4 separate regions of the Mus musculus genome follow, and all the other regions are linked to region 1. The links are chromatin loops, found by intact Hi-C in ENCODE. Cell type or tissue: left cerebral cortex. All regions are shown on one strand.

Region 1 (8,000 bases):
CTTCAATGCCAGGAACAAAGTAGATACATATGTATCCATTTACTATTATTGTTCCTCATCCACGAAAACTCACCTGTGGCCTATTCAAAGTCCTCCTCAAACTGTCGACAGTCTCATCCATCTACCCAGGCCAGGCAGGGAGGGCTGGCATCTAGCCTGGCTTTTAACCCCAGCTAGCTCTGTAGCTGACCTGTTGGTCACTCTCCTAACTACCCTGTTTTCTATTTAGCCCTGTACCTCAAATGACTAGCAATGGCAGAAGGTCAGAATCAGTATAGAGAGTGAGAAGATTAAGCAGGAGAGTGAAGAACCAAGCAACCCTTCCTCCCAGGAAACCCAGTGGTACTGTTTCCCTTCTCTAGACCCTGAACCCAACAGACTGGCCCATGTTTCCCTAATCACAGGGGAAACACATGACAGAGCCAAGATTCTGACGGGTTATTCTCCTTTGGTAGTAAAAGATGCTCCTCTGGAGGAGGTAAACTTAAAACAGCATCTCTTATGGTAAATTTCACCACCCCCTCCCCCAGTGAACTCAAGGAGGTCCCAGTAGTAAGAAAGGGTACAGGCTGACTTGAGGCTAGAGCACTCAGGAAGTAGTGAATGTTCCCAGGAAAAGTTGTGTGTGAGGAGTGTTTGGAAAACACACACACACAGATCAGATCGTCTTTTGAATGAGTACAAGAATGTTTTTAATTTAGCTGAAGAAGCTAGCTTTGTTTAAACCCTATTGTGAATTATTTCTTAAGAGGGGAGTAAGGAATTCTTTTGTTAAGTAAATACTCAGGCCTTCCCTTGCCAAAAGCTTTTGAAATCTCTGCAGTAATTATGCCGATGTTTTCTGTGTTTATATGGTAAATGCCTAGAGCTTAATTGTTAATGGGTAAATAAGAAGCCACTAAGGCCTTGCCAAAAGAGGCCCAAGAGCCGAGGTTGAAGAACAATGGCTCTGTGGGACCCCTAGAGAGCTTGTCAGGCAGTGAGGGGGAGCGAGGCCTAGTCTCTGACTCCAGTGGACACTGTCCCTGAAGCAAACCAGTAAGAGACTGACCTGGGGTGGGGACAAAGACCACCTGTCAGTGGAAGACCTAGGCCAGGGGCAAAGGTGTCATTTAGGGCTGTGGCCCAGTTCATGGCTCTATAGCATAAGGTCACCACTTCCTGCTACTCTGGGAGGATAGGGACGACTGGAGGAAAAAGGTCTTTGCCAGCACTTACCAGAGTGCCCACACTGAGTACAGGCCAAGCATAACCACCCATGGCATGCTGGGGCTGTGTTTTAGGGTTGCACACTTGCCTCTGGGTGAGGTACTGTGTCATCTCAGGTGTACCATCTGGCCTTGTTCTTCGGGATCCTCGGGTGCAACACAGGTTAAGAGTGCCAGACAATGGCAGCGCACGCCTTTAATCCCAGCACTTAAGAGGCAGAGGCAGGTGGTTCTCTGAGTTTGAGGCCAGCCCGGTTGACAGAGCAAGTTCCAGGCTAGCCAGGGTTACATGGAGAAACTCTTGTCTTGAAACACACACACACACACACACACACACACACACACACACACCTCATAAGGGTTTTATGACAATTAATTAAAGCAGCATTGTAGTAGACAATAAATTAGCATACAACCGAATTAAACATTGTGTTAAACTTCCATATGTCAAGTTTATCTGGAGCAGAGGTGCAGCTCACACCTCCCAAGGGTTAGGGACAACCCTGCCTAGGTTCCGTCCCTAGCGCTGCAAAAACCAACAGCAGAAAAAAAAAAAAAAAAAAAAAAAAAAAAACGATCTTGCAGTTCTGGATCTTGGCCAGGGCTGGTATGTCTGAGCAAGGAATTGGCCTTCTTCCACATCCATGCATATTTAAATAGAGTAGTTCTGCTCGTTACTGTAGCGTGTCTGTAAAAAGAGCTCACAGCAAGAGGGACTTGTGGATAAACTCCTTCACACATCCACTGAGAGCTCAACACAATCCATCAGGATCAGCCTCGTCTTCCAACGTCCTGCAGACACGAAGCTTCTCCACTCGAGGGGCTGGGAGCCCCAGGGTGTTGATGGAAGCAGGGTGAGGCTTGCCGAGCCTGCCAGGCAATACTCAGCCTTGAACCCAAGTCAGCAGCCGACACAGTTGCAGGGAAGCTTTGACTGGAGGTCCCCCAAAGAAAGGGTCCCGCTGAGGGTGGATGGCTCCTTCTCCATTCCAACTCTGCAGTGGGAACCAAAGTTCATTGAAGATAATGTTCTCCAACAAGTAGAAGGAAGGAAAAAAAGTGGCCAAAGCCTACCAAGCTCAAAATTTTAGAGCTGAAAGGCATTTCAATCCTGAGCTCAAAGCAGCTAGTATGTGCATGCCTGTGTTTCTAGGCATAAATCATGGGGAAGGTATCAGAGAAGAGGAGAGTCCCATGGAGCATCACCTAGCCAGGATTCCTGAGTAGATAGCCCACTCCTGCTCCCAGGACAGCACTCAGCCTAGTGCTATGCAGTCTGGAGAAGGGACTCATCTAGGACTCTGTTGCTGTAGTCAGGGAGGACCTAGAGCAAACCCCTCCCACTTCCCAACCGAAGGCAGCACATGTCTTTGGCATCTTTCCCTACTGTTTCTTGGGTACCACTTTGTGTCCCAAGGCCTGGTCACAATACAGGTTTTATCTGCTCCTGTAACCACATCTTCTGAAAGGACAGAGAGGGGTCTGTGGGCATTGGATAGCCAAAGGGACCAGGCTCAAGTGGGTAATGTTAGTGGGGCTACAGGGCTATTAGGTTGAGATGAGCTAAGAATGGGACTCAGTGGTATACAACAGCACTCACCTAGCTAGTATGTCATATGCTCCAGTACTGAAGAGAGGCACACTGGGGGTGGTGGGGAGTTGGGGGTGTGGGGATTGGAGAAATAGACAAAGCTTGAAGCACCTGACCACAACTGACTATTCCCTCCCTCGATCTTCTCTGCTCCCATCTTTTATTTGTGACATCCCGTGAGAGAGGCGAAAAGCAGGTCCGAGGCAGCATCAGGACTTTCTCACCTTCAGATTGAACCACAACAGAAGCCATGTGCCAGCCAAGATACCTGGTTGCTTGGAGTCCCATCTTCTGCCTGCTGTTCTTTGAGCCTATATCGCTCACTCTGCGGTAGGTCCATGTGGGAGCTGAGGCCCATAAGGCTGTCCATCATACGGAGACATATAATACCGTCGCTTCTCTGATCGTCAGGAAGAGAGAGCTGGTCTTGCTCAGTACCAAGACAGTGTCCAAGAAGCATCTGTCTGGACTACTAGGAAGAGAGGGGGCCCTCAGAGACCATCTTCCATCCAGTTATCCACCCTCAACATGTGTGGCCCACCCTCGGTCCCCCTCATCTTGTGAAAGGTACCACTCAAAGGGCATGAATAGTGGAGACTTGCCAATCATGGACCCTGGGAAGCTGGGCCAGAGGTATCCAGGCCAGGGAGGGATGAGACCCTGTGGGGAAAGAACTCATGAAGAGCTAAGAAGTTTCTTAGAAACAAAAGCCTCTTTGGCTGGCCAGGGACTGTTGGATTGCTTGCTGAGCTCCCAAACCAGCCAGTGGGGGGAACAAGGTAGGGAAACGGTTGAGCCATAAACACAAGACAAAGAACAGGCAGTTCCAAGGAGCCAAGAATGCAAATCATTTGCAGGCCTCCGAGAGACTCTCAACCAAGGACCCCAGTGGGAGGTGGGATTGCCTACCGCTGCTGCAGAGGCCCTCTGTGCACATCAACTGCAGTTGAGTGTGAGCCTGCCTATGAGGGTCCCTGCTGAGTCACCCTCTGTGTGTACTGATGGCTCAGCGGTGAGTCACCGAGTGTGTGTCAGAGTCTGCTGGTGTATGTGTATGCTCCAGCGCAAAAGTATCTGAGGTTTGCCCGTGGGAGAGTGATGGTGTACTGTGAATGAGAATCAGGGAGCCAGGCAGAGTGGAGCGCAGGGGGGAGGCTGTGTTTAAAGGGCACCACACTTCATTCACGCTGTATATCACACACCACATTTCTGAACACAGTCCAGCGGGAGCCATCTGTCCCTTCTTCCTGCGGAACACTTCCCCTCCCCCACCCCCTGTGGAGCAGCAGCGCGGAATTCTTCAGGCAGCGGGAGGAGAGGACTTCTGAAATCCGTCAACCCGGACCCCCTTGCATTTTGCAGAGGGGACCATAGCCAAACACCACCGCTGCGGCCTAGGACAGCGAGGTGCAACTGAGGCTGGCACGGCATCCTCGATCGGTGTCTGAGTATACAGTGGGTCCTTTCTCCTTTCCCAGAAGGAATGAGATGACGTTGCATCTTTCAACTAAAATGCACTCAGAGCAGCCCCGTGCAAAAGGGGCTTGTCTTAATGGCTGGAATGGTTAAATAACCTAGAAGGCAGCAAGCACTGTACCAGACAGCCCTAGACCTAGATTCACTTGACTCCTTGACTCCTTTCCCTCCTCCCTGCCCCACCTCCCCCCTCCCCTTCTTGCCCCACCCAGATCAGAAGTCTCTCCCTGCACCAGCCAGGCCTTTTGGCAGCCCTGACCTACATGATTCAGAATTTGCTTCTGGGACACCACAGAAGTGTCACCTTCACGGGATTGCTGATGTTTTCCTTCCCTTAGCCATCAGCTTGGTGGCCACGTTGTCCTCACGGCTCAGTTTCCACGAAAAGGAATGGATAAAATAGGGGGTTGACTTTAGCAGTTCAAGAAAAATGGCTAAGTGAGGGTGAAGAGCTTGAACCTATTAACTCTTTTTTTAAAAGATTTATTTATGTTTTTATTATATGTAAGTACACTGTAGCTGTCTTCAGACACACCAGAAGAGGGAGTCAGATCTCGTTACAGATGGTTGTGAGCCACCATGTGGTTGCCGGAATTTGAACTCAGGACCTTCAGAAGAGCAATCAGGTGCTCTTACCTGTTGAGCCATCTCACCAGCCCCAAACCTATTAACTCTGAAGATCAGGTCTGAGGTTGGGTATGAGTTTTAATTGTCACATCCACTGATTCCCATATGGCTCAGAGTTGACCCAAACTTCAAAGAGGGGCTTCTGGCAATGGGTTAATTGTTCCTATTCCATATTAACTAAGCAGGTACTATGTCTACAGCACTGCTGAGACCATTCAGTAGTCTCATACCTTTCTCTGTATCCCTGGGGAGCAGAGGTTTATTATCTCATTTATCTAGAGACTTCAAAGGCCCTACACTCCAATAACATTTTGTCATTGATGATGGAATCTACTAAGATGCTCTGGGCATCAGGAGAAAAGAGAAAGGGAAGGACATCGCTGTCAGAACTGGTCTGGAGCTGGGCTCCTCTTATATCTCAGTCAATCCCATATTCAAGAGAACTCTGGTTAAAAACAAAAAACAAAACAAAACAAAACCAAAAAAAAAAACATGCCATAGAGAGGGGTCAGGAAGATGTCACGTGTAGCTGGCAGACTATTGATACAAGAGATGTTGACATCGGAAGAGTCCCTTGGGTATAGCACATGAACAGAGTAGAGCCACCAAAGGTTTCCTTGAACATAAACAAATATATTTACAAACTTGTTTATTTGGGGGTTATATACAATAAGTATTTTTAAAAAGCTATAAGCTACCTGGAAAACTTATTAATTAATTAGAGAAATATCATGGTATGCCCACAAATCGAAGACAGTATCTATAAATAGTGACCCCCAAAATGGTAATTACTAGCTTTAAAAGAAAATTTAAGCCCTGGGTATGGTGGCATACACCTTTATTCCCAGCACTCAGAAGGCAGAGGCAGACAGATTTTTGTGAGTTCCCAGCTGAGCTGGGCTACATAATGAGACTCACTCTCTCTCTCAAAAAAAATCAATATAAAATATAATAGTATTTTGTATTAAAAAAATTAAAAGGGGTAGCCTATATTTTAAAATCTGGAAAAACATGTCCACGGGAAAGTGTGGGTGGAAATACATGAATTTAGTTACTGCTCACTGCAAAAAAAGTAGAATTGGACTAGAAAAAAAAAAACAATTTTTTAGTCATCTATGTTGACTGATAAGAATGTTTTTTTACAAATTCAATAAAGTTAAAATGTATCACAAAAAGAAAGAGGACGAAAACAAAAACCAAGCTCATAGATGCTTCCTGGCTGCCCTCAACACAGGCACTGGCTCCCTTGTGAAATGTCTGTTATGACATTTGGAGAACTGGCAGCCATCACAAGAGAGAACATGGCACATTTGGCCTCTGCTGCAACATCCGGAACAAAGCAAGGACTGGGGCTGTCAGCTCAAAGACAAATCGTGATTTGCATAAACATGTGACAAAAAATTATTCAGTGAGTGAGATGTCTCACTTACACAGATGAAATCAATTAAAAGAAAGGCAAGTTTCTGGCAACTGTGTCCTCACCCTGTTATGTATCCAGGATGCTGAAAGTTCAAAGATACTCAGACCCTTAAGTCACACACTGAGTCAGAGAGGGGAGAGAAGACACTGGGACGAACTGTAAAGGGTAGTAAATGCCTACTCTAATCCTATCTGAGTCTTACAACTACCGTACAAGCTAAGAAGAAAAACATACAACTTCACACATGTATATACACATGTGCATGCAAATACATATATGCACACATGTGTATACACATGTGCAAGAAGGCACATACATACCTGTGCATGTACACATACATACACACATGCACACATATGCAATACACACATGCACACATACATACACCAAGTACATACATGTGCATACACACACACACACACACACACACACAAAACAACATAACAAACCTGAATGAGACCAAGCCATCCTTAGTAGACTAGCTAAAACTCAGAGATTAAACAGCCATGGCTCTCAGCAGCCAGAGCAGTAGGCATGTTGTAGTCTCCTTACATGATTAGCTATGAGGCTGGCAAGGCTGGCTGCTGTGTTCCTCCTGGCTTGGTACTTTATCTAATCCTTGAGGATCTGAGGCTCTGGGAAGTGGGGACGGAGACTGAAAGGAGAAAGGTTTAATCATGATCCTTCACTGTAAGTGACTGAAGCCTGACTCAAACCAGCAAAAAGAAAAGTGACTTATTTAGCTCTTGAAACTAAAAAATGTCCAGGAGCAGATGGATTCTGGCTTAATGAGATTAAGGCTAAACTCATGTCAGCCAAGACTCAGTCTGACTCAGTGTTCCCTCTGTCTTGACTTCCCTCTTTCCAGCAGGATCACTGAGCTGGGCAGCAAACCATGCCAGAAAGCCCATGTAGTATGCTTCCTTGCATCTAGCTACTCCAGTGTAAAGGGGAGGGGAGATGCACTTTTTAAGATTTTTATTTTATTTTTTATTTTCACCTCTCTGGTGCTAAGGTTACAGGGATCTGTCCCACACATGGTCTGTACAGAACTAAACATCTATACCTTCAGCCCAGCAGAACTCTCTTCCCAAAAGTTTCAACACTAGTCTGAGTCTCATGCTTGGATCATGTGCCTATTTCTGAATTATCTCTGATTTCTGTGGTTGGGTTGGGCCAGTCTCTTCCAGATCACATGCTACATTAGTCAGCTTTCCATATCTCTACAAAATACCTGGGGAGATTACCTAGTAAGGAAGAAAGATTCTTTGTTTTTGTTTTTTGTTTTTGGGTTTTTTTGTTTTGTTTTATTTTGCCTCATTTTGGTGGTTCCATTCCAAGTTTAGCATCTTGGGGGATAGGGCAGTGCCAGAGAGCAATAAGAAGCTGTGGTTGTGGAACACAAGGGTTCATAGCCATCGGTTAGAGAGCCAAGGGAACTGAATGGGCTAGGGGCTCCAAAATCTTCTTCAGTGGCAGCCTCCCTCCCACCTCTCAAAGATTCCACCTGGGGACCAAACCTGCACATGGGCCCTGGGGGAAACGCAACGTTCAAACTTTAGAACATGAACTAGACATGGAGGGTGACCATCTCTTCCAAAATTGGAGGGAAAGTACCAAAGGAAGAAAGGAAGGATGCTAAATAGATGACAGACCTATCATAGGGTCACGAAGAAAT
Region 2 (8,000 bases), 240 kb before region 1:
AATGCTTAGTCATTGGTGCTGCTTAAGGAGGGTTAGGAGATGTGGCCTTGTTGGAGTATATGTGGCTTAGTTGGAGGAAGTGTGTCACTGGGGGTGGGCTTCAAAAGCTCAAGACAGTCCCAAGGTCCCCCTCCTCCCTTCCTGCTGCCTGCAGATCCAGATGTAGACCCCTCAGCTACTTCTCCAGCACCATGTTTCCTGCCACGATGATAATGGACTAAACATCTGAAACTATAAACCAGCCCCAGTTAAATGCTTTCTTTGATAAGAATTGCCATGGCCACAGAGTCTCTTCCCAGTGACAGGCCATTAACTAAGTGTCTTATCTCGGCAATAGACAAGCAACCAAGGCACAGCCACAGAGATTACATCCCCCTCCTGTCTTTTGGCCTTACTTTCCCCCTTTCTGCACAAATGGCTGCATTCAAGTGTTGGGGCTCTCTGAAGTGAGGTGGTATGTGGCCAAGGACTCCAGTAACAATAGTAATCTAAATTTTTAAATGACAGTATAGGAGACAGCCTTTTCCTCAGACTTCAGCTGATACCGAGTTCCATTCACCTTTTAAACCTTTGCTAATGTGTAGAGGTGATTTGTCCCTATCAATGCCCGAGTATGAACAATTATTTATAAGGCTGAGTGTTTTCATGCATTTACGAAACCAACCTGTCCTCCTTTCTCCCTCCCTCCCTCCCTCCCTCCCTCCCTCCCTCCCTCCCTCCCTGTCTTCCTGGTCACTCATCTCTCGCTTGTCTATGCCCTCTTGTTGGAAATGGAAGATTTAACTCCTTAGCTTGAAATCTGCAGTAGTAAGCTATGATCCCTGCATCACCAGCCCCCAGGACATTAGGAATCACATGTTGCTATAGAGTGGGAAGCCTGGGGTGGCCCTACCATCCACAATATGACAAACCCTGAAGAGTGATGCCCAGGGGGTGACTGGGAGGGGGAAAGTGAGCGGGATATAAAATGAATAAGTAAAAAATTAAAGAAAGAGTGATGTTCATTCAGAAATAGCTTAGTTTCACTTTTCTCAATAATATTGCGCGCACTCTCTCTCTCTCAAACACACACACACACATACACCTCCATATATCCCTATCTTTTGGCTCTTTTGGGGTATAGTTTGGATCTACTGGTTAAAACAAATGCTTCCATTTGAAAATGAGTTCTCCATATTTTCTCTAGCTAACTGCAAAGTGATACTCTTTTCTATTTTAACTATTTTTCACATCTCCCTTTTGTTGTACAAAGAAATGGCTTTCACCGTGTCTTTTTCTTTTCTCTTCCCCCCTTTTAAGATTTATTATGTAGTGTTCTGACTGTATATCTGCCTGCAGGCCAGAAGAGGGCGCCAGATCTCCTTATAGATGGTTGTGAGCCACCATGTGGTTCCTGGGAATTGAACTCAGGTCCTCTGGAAGATCAGTGAGAACTCTTAGCCACTGAGCCATCTCTCTGGCCCTCACCATGCCATTTTCATACATTATATTCCACTCTTGTCTACACCCCAGCACTCCTCCTCTTCCTGATCCTCTTTCCGCACTGAACAACGTTCCCTTCTGCTCCATGACACCTGCCTCCCATCAGCTTCTTTTCTCCCCACTCCTCTCTGAGCATGGCTTCCTCTCTACTTCCCACTCCTTCTTGTTTTGAGACAGTGTCTCATTAGGGAAACCTGGCTGGCATAGAGCTTGCAACAATCCTCCTGCCTCTGTCTCTTGAGTGCTAGGAACCACTATGCCTAGCTTTTGCTTTCATATATGAATATATATACACAAATATACATATCTAGGTCAAGATTCCATATGTCAGAGAAGGTAATACTTGTCTTCGGTTTGCGTCTAGCTCATTTCACTTAACATAATAATACCTACTTTCCCACAGATATCGGCTTACAGATATCACTTACAGCTGGAGAAACTTCCACTGTGCACAGATACCTACTGAAGCCTCACCATTCCGTGGATGGACAGGCTGTGTCCATGCCTTGGCCACTGTGAATAATACAACAACAAATAAGCATGCAAGCATCTCTGTGGTGTGCTGACTTATTCTCCTTCGAGTGTGTGCCCAGGAGCCGTAGATTTTAAAGGGACATTTCCTCTTCTTGAGGATCGACTGATTTCCATTCTGACTTTATTTACTTATTTAATTTTTAAATTTAACTTTATTTTATATGTATCAGCATGGGGGACTCAGATCCCCTGGAACTGGTGTTACAGACAGTTGTGAGCTGCACATGCGGTTGCTGGGAATTAAGCCTGGATCCTCTAAAAAGAGCAGCCAGTGAGTGCTCTTAACTGCTGAGCCATCTCTCCAGCTTCCATTCGGATTTTAATGAGATGGAATCTCAATATAGTTTAGCTTGCGGCTCCCTGAAAGCTAAGGATGTTGAACAGTTTTTCAAATATTTATTGGTCATTTTTATTTCTTCCTTTGAGAACTGCCTTCATCCCATTGGCTATTTACTGGCTATTTATTGGATGATTTGGGGGTTGTATTTAATTGGGAGGTTCTTTATAGATTTTATATATTAATCTCCTATCTGACCTATAACTAGCAAAGATACGCTCCCCACCCCCCAATCTTTAATCAGTTCTATGATTCCTTTTTTTATTTTTTTGTCTACAAGTGTGATCATTTGAATATGCTCGGCCTAGGGAGTGGCACTATTAGAGGGTGTGGCCCTGTTGGAGTAGGTGTAGCCTTGTTGGATTAGGTGTGTCACTGTGGCTTTAAGACCCTCATCCTAGCTGCCTGGAAGCTAGTATTCTGCTAGCCTTCAGATGAAGATGTAGAACTCTCAGCTCCTCCTGCACCATGCCTGCCTGGATGCTTCCATGTTCCCACCTTGATGGTAATAGACTGACCCTCTGAACCTGTAAGCCAGCTCTAATTAAATATTGTCCTTAGAAGAGTTGCCTTGATCACGGTGTCTGCTCATAGCAGTAAAACCCTCACTTAGACAACTTAGAGTCTAGGGATCATTTCCTGTGGGGCTGGGGTCTTCTTTTTGGAAAGTCCTTGCGTAGGCCTTGATCCTGAAGAGTTTGAAGACTATGTCTTCCTCAGGTCGTTTAGCCTTGAAGGCTCGTGGCACATCTTGAGTTTATCTTTGTTTGGGATGAGAGCTGTAGATGCGCTTTCTTTCCTTTGCACGTGGTTGTCACTGTCCCAGCGCCATCTGTACAGCTGAGCTCTCTCGGCAGGGCATTTGTCTTCAGCTTGCACACTAGAGACAGAAGCTTTCACCACGCCAAGTGCATTGCTTTGTGCCCCGCCTGTCTACGGACTGCACACCACTGGCTGCTTCCCTCTCAGTAAAACTCTCAAGCCCAGAGCATGGCACACCCCAGAGGCTCAGCAGACTGATCGTGGCTATGAGAGGTTTCTCTGATTTTTGTCTTCTTGAACACCATTTTCTCCACCCACAATCCACATTTCAATTTGGAACTTATGCTTTCCTGTGCTGGGTCCAACTCCAGCTTTCCAGGGTGTGAATGTGACTCACAGCTGACTCAAAATTCTCTCCCACCCCTATCCCTCTTTTCTCCTGCCCCCAAACCATATTAGACCCATCGAGCATGTGGGACCCACATCTAACCCAACTGCCGTGCCTTGACAGCCTTTTAACATTTCAACTGTGTTTACCAGAACCTGTTTAGTAGATCAAACCCAGGGCAGGATTCCAGACCTAAGTCAGCATCCCCAGGGTGGAAGATGTGCTCAAGGCTGCCCACCCACACCCTCCCAGGAGAAAAAGCCCTCTGAGATGGAAGCAGGGTACCCAGCAGGAATCCCAGGCAAGGAGCTAAGTTTGGGGGTTTCATACGCAGAAACCTGACTCTGCAGTGTGTTAGCGATAAACAAATTGGGCATTTTCATTAGTCCCTGGTCTCTAAATGTATTTCATCCCTCTATTGGAGATGCTGGGTTAAACGTCTATGATAAGCCCTGGTAGGAACATTTCCCAGCTTGGTGGCGCCAGAAATATGTACACAGATGGTGTGAACCATTCCTCAGCTTCATTCCACAGCTCCTGGTACATCTGTGTGGCCAAATGCTGCTGCCTCTGTGGTCCCAGAATTCACTCCTGCCTACCCATACAAGGACCAAATTGAAATTTTTTTCCCTAAGTCTTTCTTCTTTGCTGGAATTTTTCCTCTGCTCCCATTAAAATACTGATTTCTGTGCCCCTACCCCCACCCCCCAAGCAAGATACTCAGGATCATTTTATCACCTGCCCTCACACTTTAGAGTCAACCATTCAATATCTCCCATCAAGTGGCGTTCAGGGTGGACGGGGCACCCCAAGGGAGCTGCTTATTCGTTCTGAAGCTGACAGCGGAGTGCAAAGGAGTGATTCATTTTATGTAACACAGGGCTCTGAAGGTGGAAGAAACTCAGCTGTGACCAAAAAAGGAAGCAGCGTGATTCAGCTTCCATGGGTGGGGGTGGCGGGTGAGGAGGGGGCGCACTCGCCGAGAGGGAGGAAGGAAGGCGGGCATATCCAGTAGTGGCAACAGGGCAGGCGGTGAGGGAGAAAGGAGAGCTAAAATCTTACCCAGCTGCTACCTTCAGAAACCAGTGAAGCTATCGCCCTTGGAGAGGAACTTCCAAAAGATTCCTCCCTGATTGTGAAGTCCTTGAGAAGTCGTGGCTTGGAAACTGTCACCTAGAGTATTTTTACAGAAACAAGATAACCACAACAGGGCTCTGCGGCTTGACCGAGGGGGGGGTGGGGGTGGGGACACTGTTTTCTGATCTCTCAAGGTGTCAAATTGTTACTGCTCTTTGGAAGGTTTATTGGAAAGTCCGGCTGGAAGTACAGGACATGTACACACAGACACACACACACACACAGACACACACACACACACTTCCCCCTCACATAATACTATAGAATCACAGATTAAACTCACTACACACAATCCACATATAGTCTCATGTATACATACCACAATTGCATATAGTCACACATACACACACCTCTCCTATACAGATATATAGACATACATACACATACACATATTTATATATATATATACACACACACATATATATGCCATAGAGCTATACATACTCCAATCTCCCACACAAATAAATGTCCCCACAAAGTCACACACAAGCCACTCCCACAAACCCCAAGTACCACCCACACACTCACCCACACACTTTCCCACACACCCACACACTCACCCCCACACCACCCCCACACTCACCCCCACACCCCCACACTCACCCCCACACCACCCAACCACCCACACACTCACTCACACACTCACCCCCACACTCACCCCCACACTCCTCAAGCATCAAGCACACTAGTTCTGGTGTAGGAGTTTGGACTCAAAGGAAAGAGTTTACAAAGGGTAAGAAAACAACATTTCCGTTAAAACAAAATAAACCATAAACTAGGCCAAAAGAAAAACATAAGGAGAAACTAAAAATGTATTTAAAAAATGTTGGATGAGCCAGTCAAGTGGATGTTATAGTGTTATAGCCCTGAAGATGAAAAAGCCAATCTCCTTCCTCCCCCCCCCCCCCCCCGTTTCTTTTAAACGGGGTCTTAGTATGGCGCTCATGCTGGCTTTGAATTCCTAAGCTCCTTGTTAAACAGGGTACCTGGGACTCTGGGAACCCATTCATCCCTCTTGGTGGAGAATGGCTATCCTCCGAAGGGGGGCATAGCAGTCTCCCTGCTTCTGCAAATAAGACCTTCGTAAGCTGTACAGAAACCACAGAAGGCACCCACAAGTTCTGCCACACAACCAATACAAGTTTTAAGGGACTGTCTTTAAACCTGCATTTCTATAAACACACACTGCCGCTACAAATCCCTTCTGCATCTAACAGGCATTTACACTGCACTTCAGTCAGTGGATGGATACCAATGAACAAGTCATGAGGACACACAGAAAGATTCCAACTCCCAGAAATGGAAAAAAAAAAAAAAAAAAAAAAGGCGGGGGGGGGGGGGCGTGGAGCGGCTGGGACGGTGGTTGGCTCCCCCTGGTGGCAGAACTGAAGAACAACGCCTTCTCTGGCAAGAGGTAAGAATGTGATAGGGACCGAATGAGGGATCCACCCTGTTAGCACATGGTTGGTCTCACAGACCACAGACATGCTCACTCTGTCTCTCTTCCCTATTACTGCTATATGTTCCCAAAATTTGGGGACATCTCCTAGTTCTAATCTTGTCCTCGTGAGAACACACAAGCTTCCATTTCGGGTATCAATTTGTAAATGTGGCCCGTGATAATTAGGACTTGACTTAGGTTCCCCTGAGTTATTGCTCCAGGACACTGGACAGTTACTGGGTTCTAGTACTAAGTTTGGATGCTGAATATCTTCTAAAAGGTCAGTGGGCTACAGGCTCGACCAACGAGAAGACACCCCTGGAAAGTGCCGGAAGCTTTCCTGTGTAGGTCGGGGTGTGTGTGTGTGTGTGTGTGTGTGTGTGTGTGTGTAACACTACTTCAGGAGATTTGTAAATCCCAGTTTTTTCCTCTCCGCCACACGCTGGTACCAGGCTGTGATGCCTTTCTACCAGCCCAAAGCTATGGGTTAGAACCACGAAAACTCCGAGAATAGACCTTTTATCTTTATAAATTGATTGTCTCTAGCATTTTTTGTTACAGAGACAGAGGCTCATACACATGGCTTTGCATGTGAAGTACTACAACTTGAGGGGGAAAAATTATGTATTCGTTTTGGTGATGGTGTGTTGCAGGGTTGAGATGTGTATAAGAGACAGGTGTATGCTACGTAAATTCTTTTTTGTTGTTATTCTTTTGAGACATAAGGTCCCTCTCCCTCTCCTTCCCCAACCCCCCCCCCAGCACCAAACCCCCACCCCTGAGAGAGTGCGTGTGCGTGTCTGGCTTGGACTTTACTGTGTCGACCAGGCTGGCCTCAAATTCACAAGATCCATCTGCTTCTGCTTCCCAGGTACTGAGATTAAAGGCCTGTGCTATCACGACCAGTTTACACAAATTCTTGAATCTGATCAAAAGAAAGTTGCAATCCTTTAGTCCCAGTATTTGGGAAGCAGAAGCAGGTAGATCTCTGTGAGTTTGAGGTCAGCCTGGTCTACATAGTGAGTTCCAGAACAGTCAGAGGTATATAGTCAGACTCTGTCTCCAAAAAAAGAAGAAGAAGAAAAAAAGAAAAGAAGAAAAGAAGAAGAAGAAGAGGAAGAAGAAGAAGAAGAAGAAGAAGAAGAAGAAAGAAAGAAAGAGAAAGAAAAGAGAGAAAGAAAGAAAGAAAGAAAGAAAGAGAAAGAAAAGAGAGAAAGAAAGAAAGAAAGAAAGAAAGGGAAAGAAAAGAGAGAGAGAGAGAAAGAAAGAAAGAAAGAAAGAAAGAAAGGAGAAAAAAAGCCTTCTGTAGTCAAGTAAATAAAACATCCACACTTAAAAAGACAACCCCATTCATCTCCCCAGTTTCCTACTCTCCTATCTTGTCCAAACGTCTCTCACTTGGTTTTCTCAAACCTCTATTTAAGAGCAGTTTTGATGTAGTTCTAGAAACATAACATTTTGCACTCATTAGAAAAGCAAGACACACACACACACAAACACACACACACACCTTTTCTTTTGCAAAGAAGCCCACAAGAGTCATTCTTTCTGTGTAATGTAATGTAATCCAGTATGGTATTTATCTACAGAACAGGTTGGACCATGCTCTGACAGACACTTCCTTTCCTGACACTATGTTAGCTGAAGGGGAAAAGCCATAAACACTCATCATCCCAGGAGATAGCAGAGCCCTGGCTGGTTAATGAGCCACCAGTACAAACACCTGGCAATTTGGTGCCCCCCCCCCCCCCCGCCTCCCGTTCAGCCAGTTTCTCCACACCTGAGTCCTCACTTCCCATTTATGACTCTGTGACCTTGTTTGTAAATTTTTCCAAGCCTTAGGTTTTTTTAGAGACAATTTTATTTGCTTCACAGGCCCACAAAATGATTACATGAAATAATGTCTCTGGATCCCTGAC
Region 3 (8,000 bases), 99 kb before region 1:
AAATCAGACTTCGATCTCATCAAGTGACAGGGTGCATTTAGCACGTGTGTAGCACACAGTAAAATCTCAGTGCCTGTGGTGATGACGAAGAGGGTGGAGGGAAGGAGGAGGAAGTGTCAGTCGGTTTCCTCTCTCTGGCAGCCTTCAGACAGGAGGAACCATAAGCCAGCAGACGTGAAAGGATTAAAAAAATACTAATATCGCTCTCCGGGGTTGGAGAGGGGAGAGAGAAATGGAGTCATAGCAGAAGATGTGGGCAGGAGAGAATCCTACCACTGAACCACCATGGGACCTCATAAAATTGCAAAGCTTCTGTAAGGCAAAGCACACTGTCAGTAGGACAAAATGGCAACCAACAGATTGGGGAAAGATCTTTACCAATCCTACATCCAGTAGAGGGCTAATATCCAATATATACAAAGAACTCAAGAAGTTAGACTCCAGAGAATCAAATAACCTTATTGAAAAATGGAGTACAGAGCTAAACAAATGATTTACAAATGAGGAATGTCAAATGGCTGAGAAGCACCTAAAGAAATGATCAACATCCTTAGTCATCAGGGAAATGCAAATCAAAACAACCCTGAGATTCCACCTCACACCAGTCAGAATGGCTAAGATCAAAAACTCAGGTGACAGCAATGCTGGCAATGCTTGCTGAAAGGAGCCTGATATGGCTGTCTCCTGAGAGGCCCTGCCAGAGCCTGACAAATACAGAAGTGGATGCTCACAGCTATTGGACTGAGGGTGGGGTCCCCAATAGAGGAGTTAGAGAAAGGACTGAAGGAGCTGAAGGGGTTTGCAACAATATCAAGCAGACCCCCCAGAGCTCCCAGGGACTAAGCCACCAACCAAGGAGTATACAAGGCTCCAGCAGCATATGTAGCAGAGGATGGCCTTGTCAGCCATCAATGAGAGGAGAGGTCCTTAGTCCTATGAAGGCTTGATGACCCAGTGTAGGAAAATCAAGGGCGAGGGAGGCAAGAATGGTTGGGTGGAGGAACACCCTCATAGAAGCAGGGGGAGGGGGGATGAGATAGGGGGTCTCCAGGAGTGGGGGAAACCGGGAAAGGGGATGGCATTGAAATGTAAATAAAGAGAATATCCAATTTAAAAAAAGAAAGAATACATGGGCAAGAATTAGAAGCTACAGTCAAGAAGGACCTTCCAGATAAATGATTCTGTAAGCAAAGGTCTAAACACAGAAAGTGGTGACCCACGTTGGACATGAGCATCTTTAAAAAGTGAGAAAGATGCAAGGGCTCTACTGGGGGCCTGCTTAAAAAAAAATAAATGCAAGAGAAAAAAGTTGTAAGTTAGATTTTAAAAAAAGTTCAAATAGAACCCAAGGGAACTCCACAAGAGGAAGCCCTGTGGTAGGGGTAGGGGTAGTGGCAGGGTCAGGTGGGGGAGGTGGGGGTGGGGAGGGTGTATGTGCAGCAAAGGCTGACAACAAAGAGCTGTTAGTGGTAGAGAGTAAACAGGGAGGGGGAGCCCGTGGAGCCTGGAATCCGGGTGCAGAGTATTTTTCCAAGGCTCTAGGATGTCTGCAGGTAGCTCTAGATAACATCATGTTTCTGTGCTGACAAGAATGTCTTGGGAAGGGGAGCCACCAATCCAAGAGAAGGAGAAGTAGCCGGAGGTCTGTCTGTGACCAGGCCTCCTAAGGTCTGGGATTACAGGCTGGTGCCAGCAGGCTCAGAGTTCCTCTGCTTGGGGACAGATAGAAGAGCCTGTTCCCTTTTCTCAAAATGGAAATCCTGATCCCACTCACTCCTCTTCTCCCTGTGCTTGCTAGCTTCTCTGTGCTTGCTAGCTTCTCCCCATGCTTGTTAGCTTCTCCCATGCTTGCTAGCTTCTCTGTGCTTGCTAGCTTCTCCCATGCTTGCTAGCTTCTCTGTGCTTGCTAGCTTCTCCCATGCTTGCTAGCTTCTCTGTGCTTGCTAGCTTCTCCCCATGCTTGTTAGCTTCTCCCATGCTTGCTAGCTTCTCTGTGCTTGCTAGCTTCTCCCCATGCTTGTTAGCTTCTCCCATGCTTGCTAGCTTCTCTGTGCTTGCTAGCTTCTCCCCATGCTTGTTAGCTTCTCCCATGCTTGCCAGCTTCTCTGTGCTTGCTAGCTTCTCCCATGCTTGTTAGCTTCTCCCATGCTTGCTAGCTTCTCTGTGCTTGCTAGCTTCTCCCCATGCTTGTTAGCTTCTCCCATGCTTGTTAGCTTCTCCCATGCTTGCTAGCTTCTCTGTGCTTGCTAGCTTCTCCCTGTGCTTGCTAGCTTCTCCCATGCTTGCTAGCTTCTCCCCATGCTTGTTAGCTTCTCCCATGCTTGCTAGCTTCTCTGTGCTTGCTAGCTTCTCCCCATGCTTGTTAGCTTCTCCCATGCTTGCTAGCTTCTCCCCATGCTTGTTAGCTTCTCCCCGTGCTTGCTAGCTTCTCCCTGTGCTTGCTAGATACATTCTACTCCCTGTTTCTGTAACTTTGACCACATTAGTTATGTAATTAGACTAGAATTTGTCTTTTCTGTCTGGAGTCTTCCTTTAGCATAATAGTCCCTGGGTTCATCTACTCAGTAGTATGTGACACTGTATGTACCTATAGCATCTCTTTTATTAACATCTGTTGATGGCCACTGGGGTTCTGTCTCATAGCTAAGCTACCTTGGATAGCACCGGGCCTCACCTGGCCTCACCTGGTGTCACATCTTGAGAAAATACCACGGACAACTCTTAAGTTTGCATCTCCAGTTCAGACTTTCTGCGTGGTGGCGCACGCCTTTAATCCCAGCACTCGGGAGGCAGAGGCAGGCAGTTCAAGGCCAGCCTGGTCTACAGAGTGAGTTCCAGGACAGCCAGGGCTACACAGAGAAACCCTGTCTCGGAAAAAAAAAAAAAAAAAAAAGAGTGGCTAACTTACAAATCTGTCTGCTTATAAATCATCTAGAACTTGATATTTCCCAAACTGAACTTGAAATTTCTGCCCCTAACTTGGTCTTCTCCCTGTTCTCTCCATCTATCCTCCAACCTGCTCCACGGAGACACCAAAGTCATCATACTCCCTCTTCCGTGCTCCATGTACCACCTCTCACCTGGACCACCACGACTGTTAGACCCTGTGCTTGCTCTGTCCTTCCGGCCTTCTCCCCAAGCCAAAAACTTTCTCCAAGATAGTTAACTCAGCTTGAGCGCTTCCTCTCCTTTAACCCTTCCATTGCATCACTCCCACTCCCGCCAGAGAAATGCCACCGAAGTATAATAAGCAACACACCCTATATAGTCTGCCTCCATCCATCAACGTGAGCTCATCGCTAACTAATCCTGCTGTGTACCAGTAATCCATGACCGAAAAACAATTATTCAAAAACTTGGTGCCTAAAAAAAAAAAAAAAAACAAACATTAATTCTTCCACGTGTCCAGGCAGGAGGTGGGAGTGGTCTGCTGGGTTCTCTGGCTCAGCCTCTCATAGGCTATAATCAGAGTGTGGGCAGTGACCGTGGTCATCTCAGATCTCTCAGCCAGTAGTGAATCCCTTCTCAACTAACAGAGCAGTTGGCAGGATTCAGCTCCCTGGGGGCTGTCAGGCTGAGGGCCTGCGTTGTTCACAAGCAAGAAAATCCCTCTCTCCCTGGCTCTCTTGTCATTTGGGTCTCTCCATGGGGTGGCACATTGTGTGGGTGGCTGAATGACTAAGAGAAGAGAAAGTACAGAAACGGATGCTTGGGGCTCTTGGAAGCAATGTCTAGAGTATCTGCCACATTGTAATGGTTGAAAGCACATCACACTTGAAGACAGAGTGCTACAGAAACATCCTAAAAAGACAGGGATCTTGGGAGCCACATTGAGTTCAACTACAACACTTATTCAAGTGCACAGGACTCTTTGTCCCATAGCCTACCAGGCTCCTATACTACCATACTCTACCACAGGGCCTTAGCTGCAGCCGGGCCCTCGGCCTGCAACAGCACTCCCAAATGGCTAGTTCACGTCCTTTTAGTGTCTGCTCACACAGCCCCTTTACATAGTCCCTTTGGGTGAAGGTTTATCTGATTAGTTTATTAGAAATCCCAGCAGTCCTCTGTCCCTTTCTATCCTGATGTTTGCTCTCTCTCTCTCTCTCTCTCCCTCTCTCTCCCCCCTCTCTCTCTCCCTCTCTCTCTCTCCATAACACAATCATTTTCTTTTCTTTAAAGACTTACTTATTTTATGTATATGAGCACACTGTAGCCGTCCTCAGACACACTAGAAAAGAGCATCGGATCGAATTACAGATGGTTGTAAGCCACCATGTGGTTGCTGGGATTTGAACTCAGGACCTCTGGAAGAGCAGTCAGTGCTCTTAACTGCTGACCCATCTCTCCACCCCACCCCCAACACAATCACTTTCTAATGTCCCACCTTTTACATGTCTCTTCCCATTAGAGTATAAGTTCAGGAGGAGTTTTTCCTCAAATTGTTTCACTGTTGTAACCCTAGTACCTAGAACAAAGTCTGGCACATTAAATATGTTCGGTGAATCCTGAAATTTTCATGTCTGTGTGTTTGTGTATGTGTTGACAATGTATGTGTGCGTGTGCATACCGAGTGCACATGCATGTGTATGAGTTGCAAATCACTAGCTTACAGAATGCACATATACAAAGGGGCAGGAGCACAAATACAGGGCAGATAGTAGAGTGGTTATTAGAACTCTAAATGGGCCGGGCAGTTGTGGTGCACACCTTTAATCCCAGCACTTGGGATGCAGAGGCTGATTTCTGAGTTCGAGGCCAGCCTGGTCTAGAGTGAGTTCCAGGACAGCCAAGACCACACAGAGAAACACTGTCTTGAAAACAAACAAACAAACAAACAAAAACAACTCAAAATGGGATCCCAAAATCTAGTTTCATGTGCCATCTTACCTTCTTTCTGAGGGGACTCCCCGAGTATTATAAGTAGTTCTGGCTAACACGAGGGTGGGGGGAATCTCCTTGTGTGTGCCTGGGATTCCATAGGAAACCACCCTGGTACTTTGATCACTGAAAGGAACTGACAGCTCTACTCCTGTTGCTACACTGAAGCATGGTGCTACACTCCAGCATGGTGCTACACTGTTAAATCAGCCCTCTTCCATTCAAAAGACCTGAAACCACATCACGCATTCGGTGCTCTGTGGTTATCATTCTTTACCTCGTCCAACATTGAACCCTTGCTATGCAGTACCAGGCACTCTACACAGACAGGAAAAGCAGAGTGCCTATCCTTAGCAGCACAGGAGCACACGAGGGAGGGAGACAGCTAAACTACTAGGTTGCCCCTCTAGACATTTCATTTGAGCATCTCCGAAGCTGGGCAGCTCAATACTTCCCAAAACCACCGGTTATCCCGGTTATCCCAATTATCCTGGCAAAGACTCCAATGGCTGAATTTTTCTTTTTATGAAGCGGGAGTCTGTTTTCTTACGGCTTCCGCCTTCAGTCTTAATTTTATCCTCTGGCTCCATACCGAATAAATCTACCGCTTTTCCAAATGACAGCCTTTTAAGTATTTGAAAACAGTAATCAAGTCCCACAGAGAGCTCTCTATAGACTTGTGGCCGCCTGGGGTGGGGGGTGGGAGGGCACAGTTGGCAGCTGCCCTGAACTGCTAGGGATATGTAAGCTAGGCAAGCTAGGCTAGCCCCAATGAGGGCCCCAGGAACAGGAGGGCCTTTCTGAGGCTCCCCCAAAGACCACCACCCCCAGACTCTCAGTGGCTCTCCTGAGGACCAACAGGACTCCCACACGCTCCCAGAGACACCCCGTAGCTCTCCTGAGAGTCCCTGAGGACTCCTGAGGGTTCCTGAGACTCCCAGTGGCCCCCTGAAGACCCAATAGCTTCCCTGGGGCTTTCATGGCTCCCCAACACTCCCTGAGTCTGGAAGACTGTGGGGCTCTCTGATGCCAGGGACCCGGCTGCGGGGGTAGGGGGGTGTTGAGGAGCCAGCTGGGGTTCTGTGTTCTTTGTTTCAACTAACCGCAGTTCTCCAAGTACCTGCTTGTCTGACGCAATAGGCCTTGTGTAAGTCTCCCCGACAAGGGGCCAGTTTTCTGCTTTTTTTTTCTTTTTGCACAGCCCAAACCCAGCTCCTTCTGGCCGGCCCAGCAGGTCTTGAATTCATTAAAGTTCCATTTGGCCAAGCTCTCTCCAGCGCTCTGCCAACGCTGTGGGCAGCTGTGCGCAGGCCTGGAGACCTGGCTTGCAGCAGGAGAGAGGGGTCATAGGGTGCCGGGGGAAAGAGGAGTGGAGGCACGGGGGAGGGTCAGGAAGCAACACAACCTTAGATAGTTGCTGGTTGGCTGGCTAGCCACGGAAAGGATAGACCAAGCCCGCTCCCCTCCGCGACTCCCCCTCCCAACACCACGACCACCAAATCATTCTCAGAAAAAGGACCAGGATATGGGAGGAACACGTGGGCTCAGACTGGAACAAATGTACAAGGATGCTTGTTCTTAAAAGAAAAAAAAAAAATTTTTTTTTTTTTTTTGATTCCTGGCTGCAGGGGAGAGCAAAGGGAATTAAGGGCCCGTTTTCATGTGCGGGAAATTTTCTGTATTTTCCCTTATCTGTGCACTTGCTTCCATCTAAAATGTAAGGAAGTGAGTTTAGGAGCAACCCCCCCACCCCAACCAAAAAAAAAAAAAAAAAAAAGAAACAACAACAAAAACTAGAAGACCACTCTTTGGCTTTCCATCCATCTCCTCAGCCCTCACTCTCCAGCCCATTTCACTGTCTGGCTCAGGTCCACCCCATGCTGCTGCTGCTACCATGCCCAGTAGTAGTACAGAATACAAATAACCTCCACTACCCTCCCAAGCTACCTTCCTTCCCTCCGCTACTCAGAATGTCAGGGTGTTCCTGTCTGGGGACACCTAGGATAATTGGACAGAGGTCTGTCTTTAAAGTTCATCAGAATGTATCCTCGCTGAGGATAGAACTGGCCAGAACTCCATATCCAGCATCCACAGGGCTAACTCCATCTATCTAGCAGTGAAGTCCAAAAAAGGAGGGCTGCCCCAGTTTGGGTGGCTCTGGTCTGGGAGAGCAACACTCTAAAGGTGGAGGGAGGAAGATCATACAAGTTCCAACCATCCTAGACTACATAAGGAAACCTGGCCTAAAAGTTCAGAAGGTTGTGGGCTGGGGGAAATGGCCTAAGTTTCTATTGGGCCCCCCTTTGGCTCCTACATAGCAATGCTACTCAAACCAAGCACCTTACCCGTCTTGTGTTTGTGCTAGCAAAATATGCCGTTAGGAACAGGCTTCTTTACAACCATTTACATTTAAAGACAAATTTAAAACCCTATTTGCAGTCCTAGAACTACCTACATTCCCCATAGCAGGATTAAGGGGGCTAACCTCTCCAGGACAAGTGTCCTCTAAGATAAAGGCTTACAAGGTCCACGCATTCTTGTCATGATCCTCTGTGGAAACTTTATAGGTAGCTTTGCTGTAGGCTTCCACCCTCGAGGGTCATCCTGGACTCCATCCAAATAAACAACTGGGTAGTGGCCAGCCTGATCTACAAAGCAAGTTCCAGGACTGCCAGGGCTACACGGAGGGAGAAACCCCATCTCAGAAACAAAACAAAACAAAACAAAACAGAACAGAACAGAACAGAGCAGAGCAGAGCAGAGCAGAGCAGAGCAGAGCAGAGCAGAACAGAACAGAACAGAACAGAACAGAACAGAACAGAACAGAACAGAACAGAACAAAACAAAACAAAACAAAACAAACATCTTTCTATGTTGAGGGCTGTAGAGATAGGTCAGCAGCTAAGATCACACTGCTCCTCCAGATGAGCTGAGTTGTAACTCTAGTTCCAGGGGGAGTACAATGCCTCTGGCCTCCATGAACAGTTATGTGTGTGTGCATAAACACGAGTGCACACACACACGCACGCACACACACACATACACACTTAATGTTAATAATAAATAAATATATTTTCTTTAAAAGCTTTTATCTTCAAGTCTGGAAGTGGTGATACATG
Region 4 (8,000 bases), 52 kb after region 1:
GTCTCAAGAAATTTCTCTTGGGATCTTCAAGGTACCATCGTGGAAACGGAACTGACAAGGGAACTGGCAAGAGCACAGGCAAGAAGGCGTGGCGGATCCGGAACCCACACTCAAAAGTGACCTAATGTCAACCTAACCCATCCTCCCATGTGTCTCTGAGTCTGCTTTCCTCCACCATTTCAGGTAAGTTTGCATGTTTGCTTGGCGGCTCTCAAAAGTTCAGGCATCTCTTCCTTTCCTAATCTGTTCTCTTGGAGGCAGAGCCTGACACACAGATGTCCTCCGTCTCCGAGAATGAATGTGGCAGCTCCCTTTCCCGCTTGCTCTCGCAGCATCCAAAACGAACTGAAAGTTATTTACAAAAACACCATGCCAAACAAGATTCTGCCCCTCCCTCCCTCACTGATGCTGCACTAGGAACAGCCAGGGGTCACCAAATGGCGGCCAGATGGTAACTGGCTGCTGTCCCTAACTCCAGGAGCCTGGGGCAAAAGGCACAAGCAGCCCACCTGCTACCCAGGGCCTGTGAACCAGTCACTTTTAAACGGAGAGCCAAGCAGTTCGCTGCTCTTGCATCCCTCTCCTGCTACGGCTCTCCCAGCTAACCCGGCTAATTCCCAGCCTTCCAGGGACTCCAGCCGGCTGGGCTGGGCTGAGCTTGGTGGGCCTTAGAGCCCAGCCTCTGCTTCCTCCCTCCCTACCAGGGAGCACTGATGGCTGGATCAGGAGGGGGTGATCGGCCATGATGGGCACAGTTGATTCCTGAGTTAACAGCCCGGAGAGAGCCTGGCTCTATAGAAGTCCTGTCTTCCTGCTAGAACCTGCGAGGCAGAGGGAAGGCTCTGCAGACGTGTTCCTAAACAAAGAAGGCAGCCGGGGCTTTGGGGAAAGCTCCGTTTCCCCCACTTGTATTCAGCACCGCTCCCCTCCTCCCACCGATCCCAGAGGCAGCAGTCCCCTGGTTATCTCTGGTTCTGGAGCGCAGGGGCCTTTGTCCCCCTCTCTGCCGACCCACCGGCAAGGCGATGGGCCAACAAACCTTTCCTGAACTTGCTAGCTCTTTGTTATCTCAGAGGGAAGATTACGTTTCCCGGTAAAGAGACAACTGCTAGGCGCCCTCCTTGCAGACCCAGGGCCCCGCCGCGGTCGCCCCACCCTGTGGCCTGCGGCGTCCTCCGAACTGCCCCGGGGACTAGTTCCTGCAGAGCCGCAGCCCCTCTTGGAGCCGGGAGGGAGTGCCACGGCCCTGGAGGTCTGCTGCAAGGCGGGGGAAAGCAGGCTCCCTGGCTGGATCTGCGATCTATCTCCTCTGGGTCTGTCACCTTCCCCAGTCCAGCCTCTCTAGCTGTTTCCCGGAGAGCAGGTGGATAGCTAGCCGAGTTGGCTACTCTTATCTCCACTTCCCTGACACTGAAGAGGAATCTTAACACTGTCAAACTCTGCGCCTCGACACCTAATAGGCACTTGGGTCTTCTTTCCTGGTTACAGCAAGGACACATTCTTCAACTCGTACTGTCTACCCGTTCTTTAGAAAGAAAGAAAAATGTAAAAAGGCTAGATTATAACGTTATTATAATATTTATTTAATAAATTTAATTATACACAACACACACACAGAGAGAGAGAGAGAGAGAGAGAGAGAGAGAGAGAGAGAGAGAGAGAGAGAGAGAGATCTAGGCATGCACATATGCATATCACCAAGTCACATACCCAGCCCAGTGCTGTATTAAAATCCTCTTGTTTTAGAAGGGCCTGGGAGTACAGGCCTGAATCTCTGCTTTGTGAAAGGTTGATGTCGAAGTTTGATGCTCACCTGACTGCCTAGTAAGATCGTGTCTCTAAATAAATAAAGATTTTTTTTTTTTTGTCAGAAGAACTGCTGAGATGAAGTGTAATGCTCCCGTCCTTAGGAACAGTGGACAAATGTAGTTGGCCCTGGGTAGTCAGTTCTGCATTTTCCATGACTCCCCTTCCCCACAATTACCCAAGTGGTAAGGTTTCTTTCTCTGGTAATGTAAGGATCTATGATTTGTCAAAGAATAATACTCCATACTCTGGACTCAAATAGTATGTAAACGTAAAGAGTGTTTTATTCTGTAGTAGTCTAGTATGTTGGGGTCATGGGAGCATGACCAAGATAGACAACCAAGTGAGCTTGCAGGCCTGATTTAAAGTACATCAGGGCATTCCAGGGGTAGGTGACCTTTATCTTGTTCTATCTCTAGGGACATTCCATTACCAGGCCTTGGGGGCTGGCAGTGTTGTTGGGGAGATCTGGAAACTGTTGTTGACTGATTGTCCTTGCCTCAGACCAGCTTCTGAGGCCTAGACTTGCCTGGACTTACCCAGTTCTTAAAAACAGAGATGCAGGCCTCGTCTCCTGAACTGTCAATGGAAAGCCTGTCATAGAGTCAGCCTAGCCTTCTCAATAACCCAGGTTTCTCACATGCAGCTGTTCCCCAAACAACAGATCTATAGATGTCAGGAAAACTCTTGAGACAGATGAGATAGATTCGGGACCACTGTCTTAGAACAGTTCTGCAGCTTGCTGGAGAGAACCCACAAAATAAAAAAGACAGCTAGTAAAACTATGCTAAATATCAAATCAGTAGATACAGTGGGAGGCAGAAACACCTCCAGGTGGCTGGGCCGAGGCAGAGAAGGCTGTTTGGTAGCTTCTATGAAAGAATAATTGGGACCAGACTAAAAGCCAAGGGACTGAACAGGGCAAGGATATTGCTATGTGGGTAATAACTCTTAAATATTAGCTGGTGTTCATTTATTCCACAGAGTCATTTCTGGTTTTTATTTTATTTTTTTGTTCAAAAATACTTCCTGAATATTTACTTCCTAGGCACTCAATAAATGTATTCTCTCTTTACCCCTCCTCCAAATCTGAACCCAGATCATTTTGTATATGCTAAGCACACTCAGCTAAACATTAAGCTTTGGTGGGTGTGGTGGTGTCTTACAAACTGTTGTCTCAGGAGGCAAGAGGCAAAAGGTGGGAGAGTCCTTGAGTCTGAGGCTACCCTGGGCTACAGCATAAGACTATCTCTAAAAGCAAAGACAAAACAAACAAACAAAAACCAACCCAATAAACCAATAATACACCAATAAACTCATCAATAGCCCTTCTTCTTTTTCCTCCACCCTTTACTGGAGATAAACAAATGTGATAATATCTCCGTAGCTTCCCATTTTTTCACCTGGTGGTCACATAGAAAACTGTCTTAGAAACTCTTAGTCTTCAATGTGGAGGGAAGAGTTGGATTGTTTGGTATTCAAGCTGTCATGGCTTGCTCTGTGGAAGCGGAATAGAACAGTCCCCCTCATGATGGCTTTCACATGTGTGACCCTTTTGGCACACTTACATTCATTCAGTCTGCTTCTCATGGGGGAGACCCATAGAGGGACTAGATCTTATCAGATTCGTGACATGCCCAAAGTCTTTGAGTGGTGGAATTCACACCTAGTGTGACATATTCCACCCTTCCAGTGGTCCCCAAGTAGACATCACATCACAGTCACCAGGAAAATTTGCAGAGCCCCCACCCCACTGCTATGCAGCAAACCAACAGGTACCAACCACCTAGTCAGGTCTAGAGTGTGCTGGAATCAAAGCACTGTCTTTGCCTTTGTCAAAGCTGCATCGCCAACCCCTGTGTTTGATTTGTTTGAGACAGGGTCTGTAAGCACAGGCTGTCGTCTCAGTCCCTATGTGGCCAACGGTGATCTTAAGTCTCTGACCCTCCAGGGCTAGGATTGCATATGTACATCATCATTTTAGACTGCTGGAAAGTGAGCTCCTGCAACGAGGCGAAGGCCCCACTGGCTGTCTCAGAATTGTTAGCATGCTTCATCAAAACATCGGGATTTCTCATGTCCAAGCAGGATCAAAAATTTTTATTTTTTAACAATCTCAATATGATTCACGTCCACTGGACTCATTGGATTAAAGAGCCACAGATTAACATCTCTGTGGAGGGACCTGGTGGGAAGGGCATTTCAGCGATTTTCTTTGAGGTTCATAGTATACTGTGGAGGCTCTGGTTTGACTCTGATTAATTCCTAAGGCAAACAAAACAAAACAAGCAAGCAAGTAAACAAACATCCCCCCCCATCCGAAAAAAAAAAAAAACAAAAACCCCTCCTCTCTTCGGTTGCTTCCTGAAAGCTGGTGATTTCTAAGGCTACCATGAACAGCACTGTAGAATTTGCAGGGTCCATTCCAGCGTGAACCACAAAACCTAAATTATGTGGCTGGGGAAAGTTGAGATCCAAGGAAAGGGTCTGAGGGGGAAAGTCAACCGATCCATCAATAAAAACAGTTCGTATATTGTAAGCTATGTGAGGGTCCTATTTATTCCTTTTAGAGACGGGAAAACCGAGATTTAGAGCACGAAAATCATACCCCAAGGCACAGAGATAACCAAAGACCAAGTTGCCCAGTGCAACCTCAAAATTATAGCCAGGCACCCGCCCCTCCCCACCCTCCACTCCTGTCCCCAAATCGCTGATCTACACACAGTCTGAAATTCGGGCGCCCTCCAGGCGAAAACTCAAGTTAGACCAGACTGTAGAGCAGTTCTGCTCGCTCCAGGCTTCTCCGGGGCTGCAGCTTGAGAACTACAAGGCCCAGCAGGCAACTGCAAGGGGAGGAGGAGGAGGTGGGACTAGCGCCGGGTGGGAGTGAGAGAGCGAGCCCTCGCGCCTCGCCGGCGCACAGCGCTCGGAGCGCTCCTGCGGGTACTTTGGCGGGGCTCTCCGCTGCGGGCGGCGCGGAACGGGAGCCGGAACCCTGGTGCAGCCGCTGCGTGCAGAGGACCCGGGCTGCGCAGGGAAGCGGGGCCGAGACGTCCGGACTGGACTGAGACTGTGCTTAGCGCATTGCGGCGACCTCGCCTTTCCCGGCCGCGAGCGCGCGCCGCAGCTGGAAAAGCAGCGGAGACCGAGGACTTTTCTCAGGTCCCAGGGGCGCACCACAGCCGTGCTGCAGTCAATGCACGCCGGAGCCCCAGGAGGGGTGATGGAACTCGGGCTGCCAGAAGCCTGAGACGCCGCCACCGCCGCCGCTGCGTACTGGAGAGCGGGGGGCGCACGATCTGGGGACCCCGGGCGGCGGACCCGAGCCCTCCCCCCCGCCCCGCCTCCGGGGCACCAGCTTCGGCTCCATTGTTCCCGCCCGGGCTGGAGGCGCCCGGCTCGGAGTGCCGCCGGGAGTCGTGCCTCGGCCGCGGAGCCCTCGAGACCCCATCAGGATCTGAACGGAGCCCGGAGACGAGCGGCGGGAGCGCAAGACACAGACACCCGCCGCGCCACGGCGAGCTCTCCAGAGGCGGGACCGCAGCGCCAAGTGAGGTAAGAGTCGCCGGCGCCCGCAGAGCCGGCTGGCTGGGCGTCCCGAGCGGCCCCCGCGCTTCGCCAGTCGCAGCCCGCGCCTCCCTCCTCCAATCCCCCACCCCACCCCCGACTCCGCTCCCTCCCCGGCGCCCCTGTCCCTCCTCCCTCGGCCAGTGTCGCTGCCCGCGCCCCCTCCCCGCGCGCTGGGCCCGCTGCTGCTGCCCGCTGCCTAACTTTTCCGCCAACTCGCGCTCCGGAGCTAGCGAGGAGGCTGCTGCGCTCCGAGTCCAGACCCCGACCCTCTTGGCCCAGGAGAAGGCGGCGGAAGCTGTGTGTTCCCTACTGGGGAGGAGGGCGGGAATGGGCCGGGAGATGGAGGGTGTGTGTGTGTGTGTGTGTGTGTGTACATCATCTATCTTTTGGTCCTCTTGCGGATTCACCCCGTTTCAGCCGGTGGCTTTAAGCTCAACACCCTACATCTGGGATCTTTTCAAGTGTTTTCCTACCTCCGGGCAAGTCTGGGGTCCAGGTTGGGGGGTTGAAGAGGAAAGGAAGTGGCGGGGAAGGCTAGCTTGTCTTGGAATAGGTTTGAAGGAGGTGTCGTCACCAAATGGCTGAATCGGCTTTAGCGGAGAGCGAGCAAAGATTCCCCCCCCTTTTGAGGGGTGATGGTGGTGGTGGTGGTAATGTTCTATTTTATCTTAGACCTAGAGGACTCTTGAAGGGGTCTGGAGAAGCGGGGGGTGGGGGGTCTCGGGGTCTGGATCGTTCTGGGAAGTGGAGGAAATGAGGAGAACTTGTCCGGTGCGGAGGAGCCCTCTTCTGCCCGCTTGTTGCTTCTCTGGCCCAGACCCCCTCTCCACACCTCCTGTGCCTCCTCTTGTAGTGTCTCCGGCGGGGTAAGACAACCTAGTACTCATATTTTTAGAGGAATTTACTGACTTTTTAAATATATAGATGGGGTTTGTAATAAACAGTTACCCACCCAGTGAGGCAGCTGGACACCTTGGGAGTGCAGGAGGGAGTTCTCTTTCTCTGGGCCTAGTAGAAGCTATTAACTCATTTGCAAAGCATTTCGACGGCGTTTTTCTCCCCCACCCCACCCCCCATTTCCCAGATGTAGCTGCCGCATCTGGTTCCGTTTCACCCTACACGGGTACACCGCAGCCACATTATTAAACATCCCTCTTCCTCCCCTCCCCCTCCTAAATTAAAACTGAGATTCTTTAGCACCACCGCCACCACCACCCCTTAACATTTCTTGAGACGTGGAGCAGAGGCTTTGGGATTGGAAGAGAAAAGCAAGTTATAGATCCCAAAGTGATTTTGGATTCCTTCACTCTCTTGCTGGTGGCCGACGATGGGGGGGGGGGGAGTGCGGGGGGGGGGCGGTGTTTAAGAATCTCTGGACCCTCTTGGGAGCCGCTTGCTTACTAGAGGTGGCCTTGGTCGGTGGGTCTGGGCCAAACTTGGCCCTGACGTGTCCTGGAACCAAGTATCGCCTCTCCCTTTAATTATAGTTGGAGCATCTGTCTCATGTGGACACCGCGGGCCCACCTATCGCCACGCGTCCAAGTCCATCTTGGGGGGGGGTGTTCCGTCCTCCATTTGGGGAGTAGAGTGCGATACCTGGTGCTGTAACTGCCAGAGGGACCTTGTGTTTTCAGTGAGTTTCCTGGGTTGCAGCCCTCAGAAGCTTAAAATGGAGTGTTTTTGCCGTTTAAACAATAACTACAGGGCCAGGGATGGAATGTCCATTCTTTTGGAAGGGGGGGGGGCAACAAAACATCCTAAGGGTCCATCCAAAGTTAGCGGCTGGGTGGGTATAGTTTGCCGGTGCCTCTCACCCTCTCCAGTCTTTTAAATTGAAAACACTTCTCTGGTTTCCTTCTTAGGGCGGTAGTTTTGGAGGCTGTAATGAAATCGCACTTTCCCTAGACATGGTAATTAAGGTGACTGTTTCCTTCCCAGATGTGCTCTGGTCTTTGCACCTCCGGACCATTGCTTTTTTTGGAATAGTATCTAAATTGTAGAACCATTGCCCTGAGATGGTTGAGCAAAAAGTGGCCAGTCTTCCTCCCTTGGCCAGGCTCTGGGTTTCCTCCTCTCTGGGGCTTCTTTTAAAGCTAAGTAGCTGGCCCCTGGGACCTGCCAAGGTCTAGCCAATTACCCCCACGCTGGGGTGGTGTCTCTTCCTTTCAGTGACCTAAGGCCAACGGCTCAGCTCGACTAATACCCGTCAACTGTGCTGATGGCTTGCCTCCCTCCCTAATGGCTTGTTTACATATTTCCCCAGTTGGGACACACTCTGGGGACCCAGATGACCCCAGAGTGCTGGGTGTTTGGGGACCCTGAGTTGCTGTCTGGGGCTCGGTTCCAGCCGGAACAGTTACACACTTCATCAGTGACAAGCTACTTAAAATATGTTGCGTTTACCCTTAGTCATAGCTGAACGTCAGCTTTTCAGTGAGGAGCAGTGGATTGAGAGCCGTGTGTATTTCCAATATGAGTTTCAGGGGTATTTTCATTCACAATGGGAGGTTGGAGGAACTGCTTCCTTTGGCCCCATGGTATATAGTCTTGAGAGGGTTGTTTTCCTTGGCCCCAGGCCGTGAAGCAATGGTGGAAGGTTAAGTCAGTGTCCTTTGAATAGCAAG

Evidence for each region. Peaks named below come from ENCODE experiments on the same cell type or tissue, not always from the same donor. Only the 100,000 strongest peaks of a DNase experiment are listed, where the experiment ranks them.
Region 2: it touches region 1 in a loop (14-fold over the local background); 2 of 42 quality-filtered maps call a loop at or near these places.
Region 3: it touches region 1 in a loop (8-fold over the local background); 4 of 42 quality-filtered maps call a loop at or near these places.
Region 4: it touches region 1 in a loop (4-fold over the local background); 5 of 42 quality-filtered maps call a loop at or near these places.

Annotation. Positions count from the first base shown.
Region 1 is chr8:25,461,887-25,469,886 of GRCm38, forward strand. It overlaps Gm31045 (a long non-coding RNA gene), which reads right to left. Exons shown (of 4, transcript XR_378820.2): 3 at 3,024-3,271; 4 at 1,783-2,203. Among named protein-coding and RNA genes, the nearest start is that of Gm30978, 12 kb to the left of the region's middle. In left cerebral cortex, a CTCF peak has its summit at 4,795 (motif pointing right); DNase peaks (open chromatin) are centred at 1,895, 2,546, 3,901 and 7,055; H3K4me3 peaks cover 555 bases; H3K27ac peaks cover 872 bases.
Region 2 is chr8:25,220,601-25,228,600 of GRCm38, forward strand. It overlaps a transcript of Tacc1 not described here. Among named protein-coding and RNA genes, the nearest start is that of Tacc1, 23 kb to the left of the region's middle. In left cerebral cortex, CTCF peaks have their summits at 1,336 (motif pointing right) and 6,046 (motif pointing left); DNase peaks (open chromatin) are centred at 1,562, 3,428, 4,020, 4,401 and 2 more places; H3K27ac peaks cover 4,400 bases.
Region 3 is chr8:25,362,774-25,370,773 of GRCm38, forward strand. The region is part of intron 3 of Gm39146 (a long non-coding RNA gene); the gene reads right to left. Among named protein-coding and RNA genes, the nearest start is that of Gm39146, 23 kb to the right of the region's middle. In left cerebral cortex, no CTCF peak of the experiment used is centred here; DNase peaks (open chromatin) are centred at 99, 1,725, 3,663, 5,141 and 2 more places; H3K27ac peaks cover 218 bases.
Region 4 is chr8:25,514,069-25,522,068 of GRCm38, forward strand. Fgfr1 (fibroblast growth factor receptor 1) reads left to right here and starts at 4,691. Exons shown (of 18, transcript NM_010206.3): 1 at 4,691-5,361. It overlaps Gm31288 (a long non-coding RNA gene), which reads right to left. Exons shown (of 3, transcript XR_003947368.1): 3 at 5,620-8,000. RefSeq lists promoters at 3,856-4,830, 4,616-4,830. In left cerebral cortex, no CTCF peak of the experiment used is centred here; DNase peaks (open chromatin) are centred at 4,675 and 5,374; H3K4me3 peaks cover 2,980 bases; H3K27ac peaks cover 975 bases.